Linked DNA regions of Homo sapiens: region 1 is linked to region 2. Evidence: chromatin contacts called from ENCODE Hi-C data. All regions are on one chromosome and are shown on one strand. Each heading gives the region's core, a stretch centred on a gene start or an enhancer-like site at or near the end of the contact. The rest is flanking DNA. Distances are from core to core; before and after follow the strand shown. Region 1 has its middle 27 kb from the start of LINC02496. Region 2 has its middle 66 kb from the start of LINC02496.

The links. A loop is a pair of places that touch in the nucleus more often than their neighbours do. Pooled maps may share reads with other maps.
Region 1: a map of ascending aorta shows a loop between it and region 2 (2.8-fold over the local background). The contact joins two enhancer-like sites. A Hi-C loop is called at or near these places in 6 of 168 maps with a recorded cell type or tissue (IMR-90, Panc1, aorta and 3 more) and 4 of 50 pooled maps.

The regions. Positions count from the first base shown.
Region 1 is chr4:60,720,658-60,727,173 of GRCh38, reverse strand. No RefSeq gene overlaps it. Among named protein-coding and RNA genes, the nearest start is that of LINC02496, 27 kb to the left of the region's middle. RefSeq lists an enhancer at 1,998-3,197. Within about 2 kb of position 2,338, at least 3 of the 41 ENCODE cell types and tissues checked have a DNase peak (open chromatin) inside an H3K27ac peak, as active enhancers do; they include ascending aorta, where a contact is called at or near this core.
Region 2 is chr4:60,681,289-60,687,800 of GRCh38, reverse strand. No RefSeq gene overlaps it. Among named protein-coding and RNA genes, the nearest start is that of LINC02496, 66 kb to the left of the region's middle. Within about 2 kb of position 4,225, at least 3 of the 41 ENCODE cell types and tissues checked have a DNase peak (open chromatin) inside an H3K27ac peak, as active enhancers do; they include ascending aorta, where a contact is called at or near this core.

The DNA of each region.
Region 1 (6,516 bases), core at 1,089-3,588, 41 kb before region 2:
CTGCAATAAAAAAATCTTAGAACATAGGCCAAATGAAAATGTACAGAAAAATAAGACTTTGAGTGATATCAATCATATACTTTGCTCATCTGGATGCAGCAGAAGCATGGATTAGTGGCATAGCCTGGGTTGAAGCCAAAGGACATCACAATAAAGGGCCTTGAGCCTTTCCTCTGGCCAGATGTGTACATGAGGCACATGCTTTCTTTCCTAGATATGTATCTCACTCTGGGAAAGAGCCAGACAAACAGGCCTATGCCTGAGATATTTGAGTGACTGAGAAATTTTTCCTGGTAAGACTGATCATTGTCTAAATGGAATCTTAAATCACAAAACTGGATTTACATTATTCAAATTATTAATATAATTTAAATTTGTCAAATTTGAAAGGCTCTTTAAATTTGTTAAAAGACAAAAATTCAACAAATTTTGTTTAAATATCTAATTGGCCTTCATTAGCAATTTGTGAATCAGAGAGCTTCTCATCTAAAGATTTACAAAAGGCACTCAGATGAGCTGAGCAGAGGAGACTGGCTTTATAGGCAGAAAGGGCTGAAGAGATTAGAAAAATGGAACACAAAGCAGATTGGCTAGCATTTGTTAGATTACTCCAGGTTTCTTTCCTTTTTAGGGTTAAAGCAGAGGAGACGTTTTGTTTTTTATCATGTCTGATAAAACAGGAATGTTTGGGGATTTGGCTATTATCTTTCTCTGTTCTGATTTCTTGGTAAGTCAGATAAACAACTTAGTGTCAGTTTGTTAAATAAAGAAGTTTAGCACGAGTGACTCCATTTTGGTTTTGTCTGTTGAAGCCTAGTGCAGGAACTCAATCCAAACCAATGACTTCCTATAAATTTATTTAACAAATTATTGAATTGGATTAAGTTTTAAACATAAAATATCCAAAGTAGAAATTTTTCCTTTAACCCATAGTGAAACGTGGGGAGTAACAGACATTGGTTACAGGCAAACTAAATTAGGCATATTTCTCTCTGTATATCTGAGGTATTGTGAGTTTGATTTGGACTCCCATATATGCCACTTTATAAATCAGAGATCTTGGGCTGTATTCTCTTCCTGTTATGTTTAGATATATTGATGACTTCTAGAGTAGAGTATACCCTATATAAAAAGAAACAGCTTTTCATATGTGCCCAAGCTACAAAGTTCAAGGCAAGGGACCTTAGCGAGATCAGTCAAGGATTCATTGAGATTTCCAAACAAGAAGTTTAAACAACATGGCAGTGCACTCTAATAACTTATATAGCTGCATCACTATATGATAAGGAAGTTCCTTCTTAAATGTCTTCTTATTTTATTCTTGATGAGGTGTTCTTAATTTCCTAGTAGCAACCCTATCAATAGGAGTTAGGAATCCAAGGAGGTGAGGGTGGAGTAGGCATAAAATGTAAGTAGGTCATGTATGGCCCTTTATTTGCTTATTAAATAAATAACTGTTGATCACCTATGTTGTATCAGGCACTGCTCTGTGTGGTGGAGTTGAAAGGGTAAACAAGACAGACATGAAGTTTATGTTGCAATGAGGTGAGTTAGAGACAATAAAGCAACAAGATCATTTCAAATGGCATTAACTGCTATAAAGAAAATAAAACAAATTCATTTAATCAAGAGTTTGGGAAGTATGGAAGTTTGAAGCAGATGATGAGGGACAGACTCTGTGAAAAGCAATCATTTTTAACTAAATCAGAAGCATACGATAGGGTCAATCATATAACAATGGAGTTCAAGTGAGAATTTGGGCAAAGGAAATAGGCCACAGGGATCAACCTTGGTTACAGCAAGACAACAGAGATTAGTTTGGTTAGTGTGAGGGGCTGGGTGGGAGACAGGCGTTTGTAGAATTTGTCAGGGCTTAATTAAACAAAACCATGCTAAGTAGTTTGGATTTCTAAGTAGAATTATGTAATAGATAATATTGGTCCCCCAATTCCTTAGGATCTATATGACTATTTTTGTGCATATTTCAGTTTCTGTGCACTTTTCTTCTATGAATCTTGTTTGGAGGAATGTCCTCAAGATACTGGAGCCTGCCTGGTCCACACTTCAGAGAAATATCTGAAAATGTATGCCCACGATCTTCCACCCAATAATTAGATAATTAATAGGTGCAGCTTGTAGTTGGGAAAACACAGAGGCTGAATTTTCTCTTCAGAGTTCCTCTGTGGGATTAGGCTGAAGCTGCGCTTTACGGGATTTTGCCTGTGATGACACCCTCACTTGGATTTTGTCCTTTCTTGTCCTGCTTTCTCAGCTCTTCCCTGGGGACAGCTCCTTACCAGTTTCCCTGGGAACAATTTCTTATCAAATCACTTGCATACCAAAGCTCAGCTTACATTCCATCTGGGACACTCACCCTCTGACCAGTTGGAAGACTTTGGAGAAATCTAAAGAGAAAAACAAAAACTGACTAATGTTAAAAATATCACTGCGGCAGTTGTGTGAAGAATGGATAATGGGGGCTGGGGGAAAGCAGGGAATAAGGAACAAAGGTAGGCAGGTTGTATTAGGCTGTTTTTGCACTGTTATAAAACAATACCTGAGACTGACTATAAGAAAAGAAGTTTAATTGGTTCATGGTTCTGCAGGCTGTACAGGAAGCATAGCACTGGTATCTGCTTTTGGGGAGGCCTCAGGAAGCTCACACTCATGGTGGAAGGTGTACGGGGATCCTGGACATCACATGGCGAAAGCAGTGGGGAGAGAGAGTGGATGGAGAGGTGCCACACACTTTTAAATGACCAGATCTTTAAGAACTCATTCGCCATGGTGAAGCTACCAAGCCATGAGGGATCCACCCCCATGACCAAAATGCTCACAACCAGGCCCCATCTCCAGCATTGGGGATTACAATTCAACATGAGATTTGAGTAAAGACAGATGTCCAAAGTGTATCACAGATGAATGAAACCAAAATATTTCTCCTTGAAATATTGAGAATTGTTAAGTTAATGTCACTAAAAACATAGGAGAATGCTCTGCCTCAGCCTCTATTTGCCTGGTGGCAGGACATCGTTCCCTCCTTACTGGAGACGACACTTGCTTATGGGCCCAGGGAAGGCACTAGCAAGCACCAGAAGAATCTGGGAACAGATTTTACAATCTTTTCACATGTTCCTGCCTTTTAAAAGACTGGAACTGCTCTCTCCTCTGTCTTATCACTAGATAGGATTTATGGCTCTTTGTTAAAGTACTATTTAAGCAAGGCCCATAAACCACTACCTTGAGAGAGAAATACTTTTAAACTGAGGCCTCTCCTGCGTGATGGGTACAGCATGTTTTAATAAACTTCTGGTTGTTTTTACTTTTCTGTTAATTTGACTTTTTGTTTTTAGGAGATGTCTCAACTAAGAATTTTAAAAGAAACTATGATTTCTCCCCTACAATTTTTCAATGCAGCCTGGAAAAGCAGAGATAATTCACTTGTTCTGGGACCTATAGAGGGAATCCTGAAAGAGAACTGGCAAAAGTCCACAGAAAAAGGTAAGGTTTCTTACTCAAGCCAGCTTCTCCCTCTGTGGTACCTGGTGGAGAGAGGAAAGTAAATTCTTTTCCTTGTCCCTGCCTTTCCAGGTTCATATTAACAGGAAAAAAAATCTGTAAAAAATGGTTATTTGAATTTGTGACTCTTGTAGATTTGTTGTACATACTTATTTGGTTATTGATTTGTCATTTTCCTAGGATGGTCTTTGTTTTCCTTGTTTCTGTATCTTCGTATGGTTTGTCATGAGAAGAAAAAGCCTCATAAGGTTCTCCTTTTGTCTTGTTTTATTTCTTAAGAAGTTTGGCTTTCTAACGAGCAAGTTTATTTTCTCATCTCTAACACCTTGAAGGGCACAGATTTTGTTAATCGTGTAAGGCAGCCATGTGGGAGTTCAGTTGGGGGTCCCAAATGTCTGTTTGTCCAAATGTGCCAGCTTTTGGGAATTGTTCTTAATTATCTCAACTTTCATTGCCTTGCTAATAAGGAGGGATATTACTTTCTTAGAGCCTCTTTTTGGTTTATTTTATCTTATTTTTTTCTAGAAACAGCGTATCGCTCTCTCACCCAGACTACAGTGCAGTAGCATGATTATGGCTTACTACAGACTCAATCCCCTGGGCTCAAGTGATCCTCCTGCCTCCGCCCCCTGGAGTGGCTAGGACTACAAGCATGCACCAGCACACCTGGCTAATTTTTAAATTTTTTGTAGAGATGGGGGTCTCACTATATTGCCCAGGATGAGCTCAAACTCCTGGCCTTTAGCAATCCTCCTGCCTTGGTCTCCCAAAGCACTGGGTTATAGCCTTGAGCCACTGCACCCATACTCTTTGGAAGAAACTTTAGATCTTGAGGGGTCACTACGTTTTTATACTCTCTTTAGGGATGCTATTCTTGCATCGGATTGTAAGCCATAAAAAGGCTTACTGGCCCAGCGTGGTGGCTCACGCCTGTAATCCCAGCTTTTTGGGAGGCCAAGGCAGGCAGATCACGAGGTCAGGAGTTCAAGACCAGCCTGACCAACATGGTGAAACCCCGTCTCTACTAACAAAATACAAAAATTAGCTGGGTGTGGTGGCGTGCACCTGTAATCCCAGCTACTCGGGAGGCTGAGGCAGGAGAATCATTTGAACCCAGGAGGCGGAGGTTGCAGTGAGCAGAGATTGTGCCATTGCTCTCCAGCCTGGGTGACAGAGCAAGACTTTGTCTCAAAAAAAAAGGCTTACTGGTGCTAAGTTACAATTAAAAGTGGATATACCTTTGAAAATTTGGACTTTTGTATCTAAAAGTATTTTTTTAAAGAGAGCCTTCTCAGTCCCTTGGAGTTGTAAATTCTACCACGGCTTTAAAACGTTAACATAGAGGAGATCAGTTAAGTAGTATTCTAGCAGAGATCAGATTTGAAAGAGAGTTACATTTCAGAAAGAAAAAGCCAAGGAAACAAGGCACAAGAATATTTGCCATTTGCCCAGCTAATATCTGCTAATTTTTTAAAGACTTACATATTTAAAATTTTACCTATAGTATACATATATTTAGGTTATATATATATATGTGTGTGTGTGTGTGTGTGTGTGTTTGTGTGTGTGTATTCTTAAGACTTCTGTTCTCTCTCTACAGAGGCTTCTCAGTTGACTAAATTCCTCTCTTTGTAAATCCCTGCTAACTATTAATCTATAAACTCCCTCTGCCTGTTTATCCTCTTGGTGACATAATTTTTGCCACAAGGACTTGCTCTTTCATTTACTTTTCTCTGTCCCTGCTTCCAGTTGCTATCCCTGAGGTCACATGAGGAAACCTAAGGAAGATTTCTAACGACACTAGGACCTCTTGAGAAAAACAGAAAAGATGCCAAAGAAAAACAGAGAGGTTTCCTTTTTTTGGGAAGGAAACTTCATTATTTTCTCATGGAACAGCAATATTTCTAAGTGGACAGATTCCTTGCAACTCCAAGAGTTGAAAGTAGACAAATCTAAAGCTCTCTGCTCTTTTGTATTAAACTCCTTGATCTCTTTGGCTTTTAGATGCATATATATGTGCATATGTATTTTATATGTTGTATTTACATGTATGTATATGTCTATACACATATTTGTATATTGTCTACATGGTACCAAATTAACTCAAAGGCAGATAAGTACCCATAAAGAAAATAAATAGCCCAAATATTTTTCAAGCTCATGTGATGTGAATACATTTTTTTTGATGAATAAGACTAGTTTAAAATTCTTGGTTTAATAAAAAGAACTATGTCTTGAGCTATTAGCAAAACATACATGTGTTTAATTTTTTTTGTTGTTGTTTTTTGAGACGGAGTCTTGCTCTGTTGCCCAGGCTGGGGTGCAGTGGCGCAATCTCGGCTCACTGCAAGCTCTGCCTCCCAGGTTCACGCCATTTTCCTGCCCCAGCCTCCCAAGTAGCTGGGACTACAGGCGCCTGCCACCACGCCCGGCTAATTTTTTTTTTCTTTTTTTTTTTTGTATTTTTAGTAGAGATGGGGTTTCATCGTGTTAGCCAGGATGGTCTCGATCGCCTAACCTCGTGATTCTCCCACCTCGGCCTCCCAAAGTGCTGGGATTACAGGCGTGAGCCACTGCATCCAGCCACATGTGTTTAATTTTAAGGTTCTTTATTTTATGGTACTTGCCTAACATATGGTAATATAAAAATGGTGAATAGAAAATTTAACTTGAGATGATGGCTAGATTTATCTAATGTCTCATAAAATTTTCCAACCATAATTGTTAAGATTAAATAAATAAAATAGATGAAAGTGAGATAAAGCTTATAAATGAAGTTTTAATCATTGCTTTTATGTTTAATGAAAAATATTTCTCAATTCTTTATGGTAACAATAACCTAAACATTTTGCTCAGCTAAGTTAAATGATAGATAGTCATTAAATATATACATCATTTTCAAAAAAGATGAAATGCTAAGACACTGATTACTAAATCTAGGCTTCTTATTTCAGAAAGACAAAAGATCTTTAGATATATTAGTAAATATATTCTGTT
Region 2 (6,512 bases), core at 2,976-5,475:
CAAACATAACTCTCTGCAATTATTCAGGAGACTTTACTGCTACATATGGAAATTGAAAAGTATGGAAAATGATCTTAATAAGCAAATGAGAGGTTGAAGTATTAGGTGGCCAATTTGTGCCTTAAAATAATACTAATTTTATTTTTTCAGCTCCTGTGAAAGAAAAGTGTAGTAAAGACTATTTTTAAAAGACTTAATAGTGATCTGGTTATTTTCTCAAAATTGTTTTCAGGATTTCATAAGAATCCTTCATGCAAAGCTAATGTGACAAATTTTATCTTAACAAATTCTGATGAGTGGATTCAGCAATTGTGATATAGTTGATCAGTCAGTACAACTAGATAACTGGAAGTAACATTTGTATTTTGAGGTTATTTAAAGTAAAAGTTATTTAAAAATAAATAAGTAGTATATAAATATATTTAAATAGTATAAATATTAAATAATAGAATTCTGAGTCTAGAAAGCCGGAAGAAACATATTAAACACTCTCATTGACTGCACCTCTGTGCTTATTTTTTAGAATTTTGTTTTGGTGATGCATTTTTTGCTTTCCAAAACAGTGTTCATCATTCTCTTTCTTGCTTCCATTCTAACTCAGGAACATGTCAGTGGGAGGAGACATCTGATGATCTAAGAAAAGGGAGTTAGCAAGGGAGGGAGGACTACTCCAGGACTTCAAGTTGAACCTGATGAAGGGAGTTTGGTGTTTATGCCAAATTACTTAATCCAGGAGGTCTACTTGATATGTTGACCTGCCTACAAGTACTTCCAGGCTAATTTCTATGCTTAGAAAGTTATTACCCTCAGTAGACACAGGACAAGAACATGAATGGTAGACTGGGTGATAATAATAGCATCTTGGGTTCCAGTTTCTCCTTGAAGGTGGATTTGTCGGCCAATTGGACAATACTGAAGAGAGTACAGAGGGCGTAAGCCTGTTCCTGGTCAGTACAGAAACTCTGGTGTACATAAGAATCAGTTAAGGTGTTTATTAAAGTAAGCTCCCCATCATGTCACTTTTAGGAATTGTAATTTAGCAGATATATTATAGAACCCAGGGGGCTGCATTTAAAAAATAATTTTAGAACCGTTTTAGATTAATGGAAATTTTAGAACAGTTTTAAAATAATGGAAAACTTATAAAGTTAGTACAGTGAGTTTCCACATATCTCGGAGCCAGGGAACTATGTTCGCATGAAATAAACATGATTGTGATGCATACCTTTTGAAACTCTCACAATAAGAATATTGTGAGAAATAGGTTCCCCTATTGAGGAAGCAGAGTTTGAGAATGTCTGGATTTCAAGAACATATTAGTTTTTCTGTATAAACCATAACCTGGGCTCTCGGGACAAAAGTTAATGGGGGTAGCAGGCGATAGTGGTAGGAGTTATAAAGAAACTGACAGTCATTGCCCATGAAATGCCAGAACTGATGATATGACTAAATTCTATAAGATTGAGAAACTGAGGCTGCTGATATATTTCCCATTTCAGACAGGAACAGTTCTGGTTTGAGCCTGCAGGTGGGAGATTTCTGTAGATCCAAGTAAAAGTCATAGGAGAAGCCAAAGGGGTAAGAATTTTGTAAAATATGTATTTAACTAGTTAATACATAGGTCTTACTAGAAAACATCTGCCATAGAATTCTCTGATATAATGATATTACTTGCTCATAGAGACATAATTAGTCAGGAAGATTATACTATAATAAAATAACACAAAATCTTTAAAGTGTAAATTATATTGCTTTCAATGTACAGACAGTCCGTGACTTACGATGGTTTAACTAAAAATTTTTTGATTTTATGATACTGCAAAAGCTACATACGTTCAGTCAAAACCGTGCTTTGAATATCCGTATGGCCATTTTGTTTTTCACTTTCATTACAGTAATCAATAAATTACATGAGATATTACAAACTTTATTTAAAATAGGCTTTATTGTAGATGATTTTGTTCAATGTAAACTAATATAAGAGTTCTGAGTATATTTAAGGGAGGATAGGCTAGGCTATAATTGATGTTCAGTAGGTTAGCTACATTAACTGCATTTTTGACTTGTTGGTGTTTTCAAACTGCTATGGATTTATTTGGACATAACCTCACCATAAGTTGAGGAGCATCTGTGCTGTTTGTGTATTATTGGGAACTTTTTTTTGGACTACAGGTAAAAATAACCTGTTAAAATATGGGTGTTGAGTCTGGGCACAGTAGCTCCTGCCTGTAATCCCAGCACATTGGGAGGCTGAGGTGGGTGGATCATTTGAGGTCAGCAGTTCATGACCAGACTGGCCAACATGGCAAAACCCCGTCTCTACTAAAAATACAAGAATTATCCAGGCATGGTGATGGGCGCTTTAATCCCAGCTACTTGGGAGGCTGAGGTATGCAAATTGCTTGAACCTGGGAGGTGGAGTTTGCAGTGAACCGAGTTCACACCACTGCACTCCCGCCTGGGCGACAGAGAACCTGTCTCAAACAAAACAAAACAAAACCACAAACAACAACAACAACAAACCTGAAATGGGAGTTGGAGGGTCAAAATAATCCAAACAAGATCAAAGAAATGTCATAAAAAAAACTATGTGTTTATAACAGTTTTTAAAAGATATACTAAACATGTATCTCTGAACATATCCTAACATAATATTTAGAAAATAATTTCATAGCTAAATTTATGGACTAGTCTCATGCTTTAATGAATGTATCATATAAAGTAGTATAAATTAATTGTAATGAAAGAATTGATAGATATCTGACAGTCTATGACAGTTGAATTAATGTTTGTGAAATGCCAGTATTAATGATAAACATTAATAAATGCTGCATATAATTGAATTGACAATGATATGAAACAGTCTTCTGCTAATATGCTAACTAGGCAGAGATATTATTTTCTTATTCCTAATAGGAACATAATTTCAAAGTAAAATACTTGGTAAAAATTCTCAAAGAGATTTCATTTATGCTGCCTAAGCTTACCCTCATAAGAGCTAATTTTCCTTAGCACAATTTCTTAAACAATTACAGCTTTGGTGCTAATAATTTATGTTTATAAGGTTATTATTTATGAAAATAAAGTAAGTATTTATGAAGTACAAAAATATGTGATACGTACTCATTCCTGACTGCCTTTTTTAGTAGTAGAACACTAATAATGCATAATGCCAGCAAAGTCTACATATCAGTCAGAGCCTACATTGTATATTTGTTTTCGAGATGTTCCAAAGCAAAAGGACTTTGGGTTATTCCATTATTCTACTAATTTTTGTGATAAATGAAGAGGATGATGTTGAAAATAAGATATACCTACCATTCTTTTTAATCCTTTAGTGAATTATGTAGCATCAAAAGAAGATCATATAGTTGAAATATTATTTGACTCAGAATAGCTGAATCTTGTCCATGGATGGAAGGAGAAGTTAACTTGATATATTTTTTGAAAATTTAAAAGAAACATATGGTAACAGTCAGCCCCATACCTTATTATTTAAAGATCAGTGTGTCCAAAAAGACCGAATTATAACTAGAAGCCAACACTGTGCACAATTTTTGATCATCATTATTTTTAGATTCTGTTACATTTTGGGTTCCAGCCTCTACTGAAATACACATTCGCTTGAAATGAGTCAGGCCATTGCTTTTGGCTCAGGATTGACTTTGTCTGATCTTAACTGTTTTTTCCCCAGCATTCCACAGCTCTGCTTCATGACTTAAAGTAACTATTATAAAAATATTTGGGAAAATCATATGGTGTTGTTAGATGCAATAGAAAATAATGTTATGCACATACAAATGTGAGATAAATATGCATACAGGCAAGAGGTTTAGTTTCATCCAAAATCTATTGGAAAAAAATCAAATCTTATGACCTAAGATTATCTTCACCATTAGACTCTAAATAATATATTTTTTAGATGTGAAGTGACTTTGTGTATAACTTTTCTCAGCATTTGTTGATCATTTAGTTTCAGACTGAATATACACCGAATACCAAATAATACATGACAGTTGTCTATGCTAGTTTTACAGAACCTTTGCGTTTATCTTCTCCAAATCATACAAAGCTGCTGTTATGTCTTGTGTCTTGTTTCTAATGGGGAAAATGAAAGTAAGCAAAAAGAAGTGAGCCACTATTCACTGCATGGACACATACTGAATCATTAAGAATCAGGCTCATACCAAGTCCTCTCATTTCAGGCTTACTCATCTTTCCATAGCATCAGAGAAGGAGAGTCAGATGCCCACAGGCTTGTGGCAGTGTCATGTGGACAGACTGGAGTGACCCTGCAGTGGAGGCTGGGGGACCTCTGGGCCACTGGGATAGGGGGATGGAGCAGGAGGAGAGTGAGGACTGGACTTGGAACTACATGGAGACCAGGAGAGAGAGAATAAGACCATCTTGCCATTCTAGACCTCCTTTCCTAAGAAAGACATAGTAAGTCAGGAGGGGATGAATTTTGTGATCCAGCATTCTAAACATCTCTTCTGACAGTAACTTGGGCAGGACAGTGACTGGAATGAAGGGTTCTTCCATGAGGACTTTGGTATAAGTCTAATTGGAAAAACAGAGTGAGTTGATCTCAGACATAAATGCATCCTCAATGTGTCTGAACCATAAGTAATCCTGCATATTACTAGGATATTTGTTTTTGGCTAACAGCAACAGGGGCCAATACGTCAGATTTTATTGTTTTAATGACTTTATGTTGGAAGATTCCACATAACATAGTAATAGTCATCAGTAAGTCAGAGACCAAGCAAACTGTGGAAAAATTCTTTTCATACTCCATCTCTTCATTGGAACTGATTTTTTTTCTTCTTTTTTGGGGGTTAAAAGCTCAAATACTTGACTTTTAGAATACTTAGCTTATTTTCTAATTTTAAGAATATCTCATTGTTATTGAATCGTATAACTCTCAGTGAATCTTCTTGAAATCAAATGCTTTTTTTTTCTCTGCATTGCTTTTTGTTGATTCGGATATGACAAATTATTGGGATTGTACTGTGGAAGATGACCTTAAAAGGACTTTTTTTTCTTACAATCTCTGACAAGCTTTCATTAAACTGGCTGAACATCTCCAATAATGAGAAATTTACCATTTACAGGGGCTGGTATAAATTGCAGGTTAACAGCAGACTCTGAAGTCAGATATTTTTTTTTTAATTTAAATCCCCATTCTGCCCCCTGACTGTCTCATTAAATTATTGTGGTGATTTGATTAGTTAATATAGCAAAATTATTCATCATAGGTGACATATGGTAAATGCCATGTAATAATTATTTTACATCACAAGGTCACTCATTTCATTTCTGAATTGATATGCTTTTAAATAGTTACAATCTATCTAATTGAGGATATGCTTTGGCAAACTTTTCTTGTGAAGGGACAAGTAGTAGGTATTTTCAGCTTTGTAAACCGTAGGGTTTCTGTTGCAATGACTTGACACTACTATGAAAGGACAAAAGCAGTCATTGACAATACATAAATAAATCGGTGTGGCTGTGTTTCAATAAAATGTATTTACAAAAACAGATCATGCATCATGTTTGGACCATAGGCCATAGTTTTCTGACCTCTGATTTATAACATTATTTCAATTCTAATTTTTTTTTTTTTTTTTTTTAGACGGAGTCTTGCTCTGTCACCCAGGCTGGAGTGCAATGGCACCATCTCGGCTCACTGCAACCTCCGCCTCCCGGGTTCAAGCGATTCTCCTGCCTCGGTTTCCTAATTGGCTAGTTTAGTATTTTTAGTAGAGACAGGGTTTCACCATGTTGGTCAGTCTGGTCTTGAACTCCTGACCTCAAGCAATCCTCCTGCCTCGGCCTCCCAAAGTGCTGGGATTACAGGCATGAGCCACCACACCTGGCCCAATTCTTTTATAAATAGTTCCTTGAGACTGGAATTGTGCCTTAAGCCCAAGTTGAAACAAACAGCCCCTGCAGAAGGAAATGCTGAATTCCATACTCCCTCGACAACTAATCCATTTGGACTACCAACTGGATAATGACCGCCTGCCTGCCTGCACAGTTGCAGAGACATAGCATTCACAAGGTCACTATTAATTATAGTAAAAACTTGAAAAGGAATCTGAACTTAGAATTTGTGACCCAAATGTTAGTATCCAAATAATATATTGAAAAAAATTCAGATAGCTTTTAAATGAAGACATTACACCTGCTGTATTATATTTTCATTTTGAACAGTAAAACCTATACATAGTTTTATAAAGTATAAAAACCTTGTCTGCAAGTGCATTAGGACTCAGTAATATAGATTCATAGCAATTTAATTAAGAACATAATATTTTATGTAAATAGAGGTTTAAAATAGAACATGCGATGACTTGGAATTTAAATGAAGAATGTAAAATATTTATATGATTTTTAAAAAGATCAATACCAATTAGATAATTTATTTCAAATTTATACATAAAGAATCAGAAAAGAAAATAGTTAATAACTGTAATAGCATTCTATTAAGAATAAATATATCAAAATCT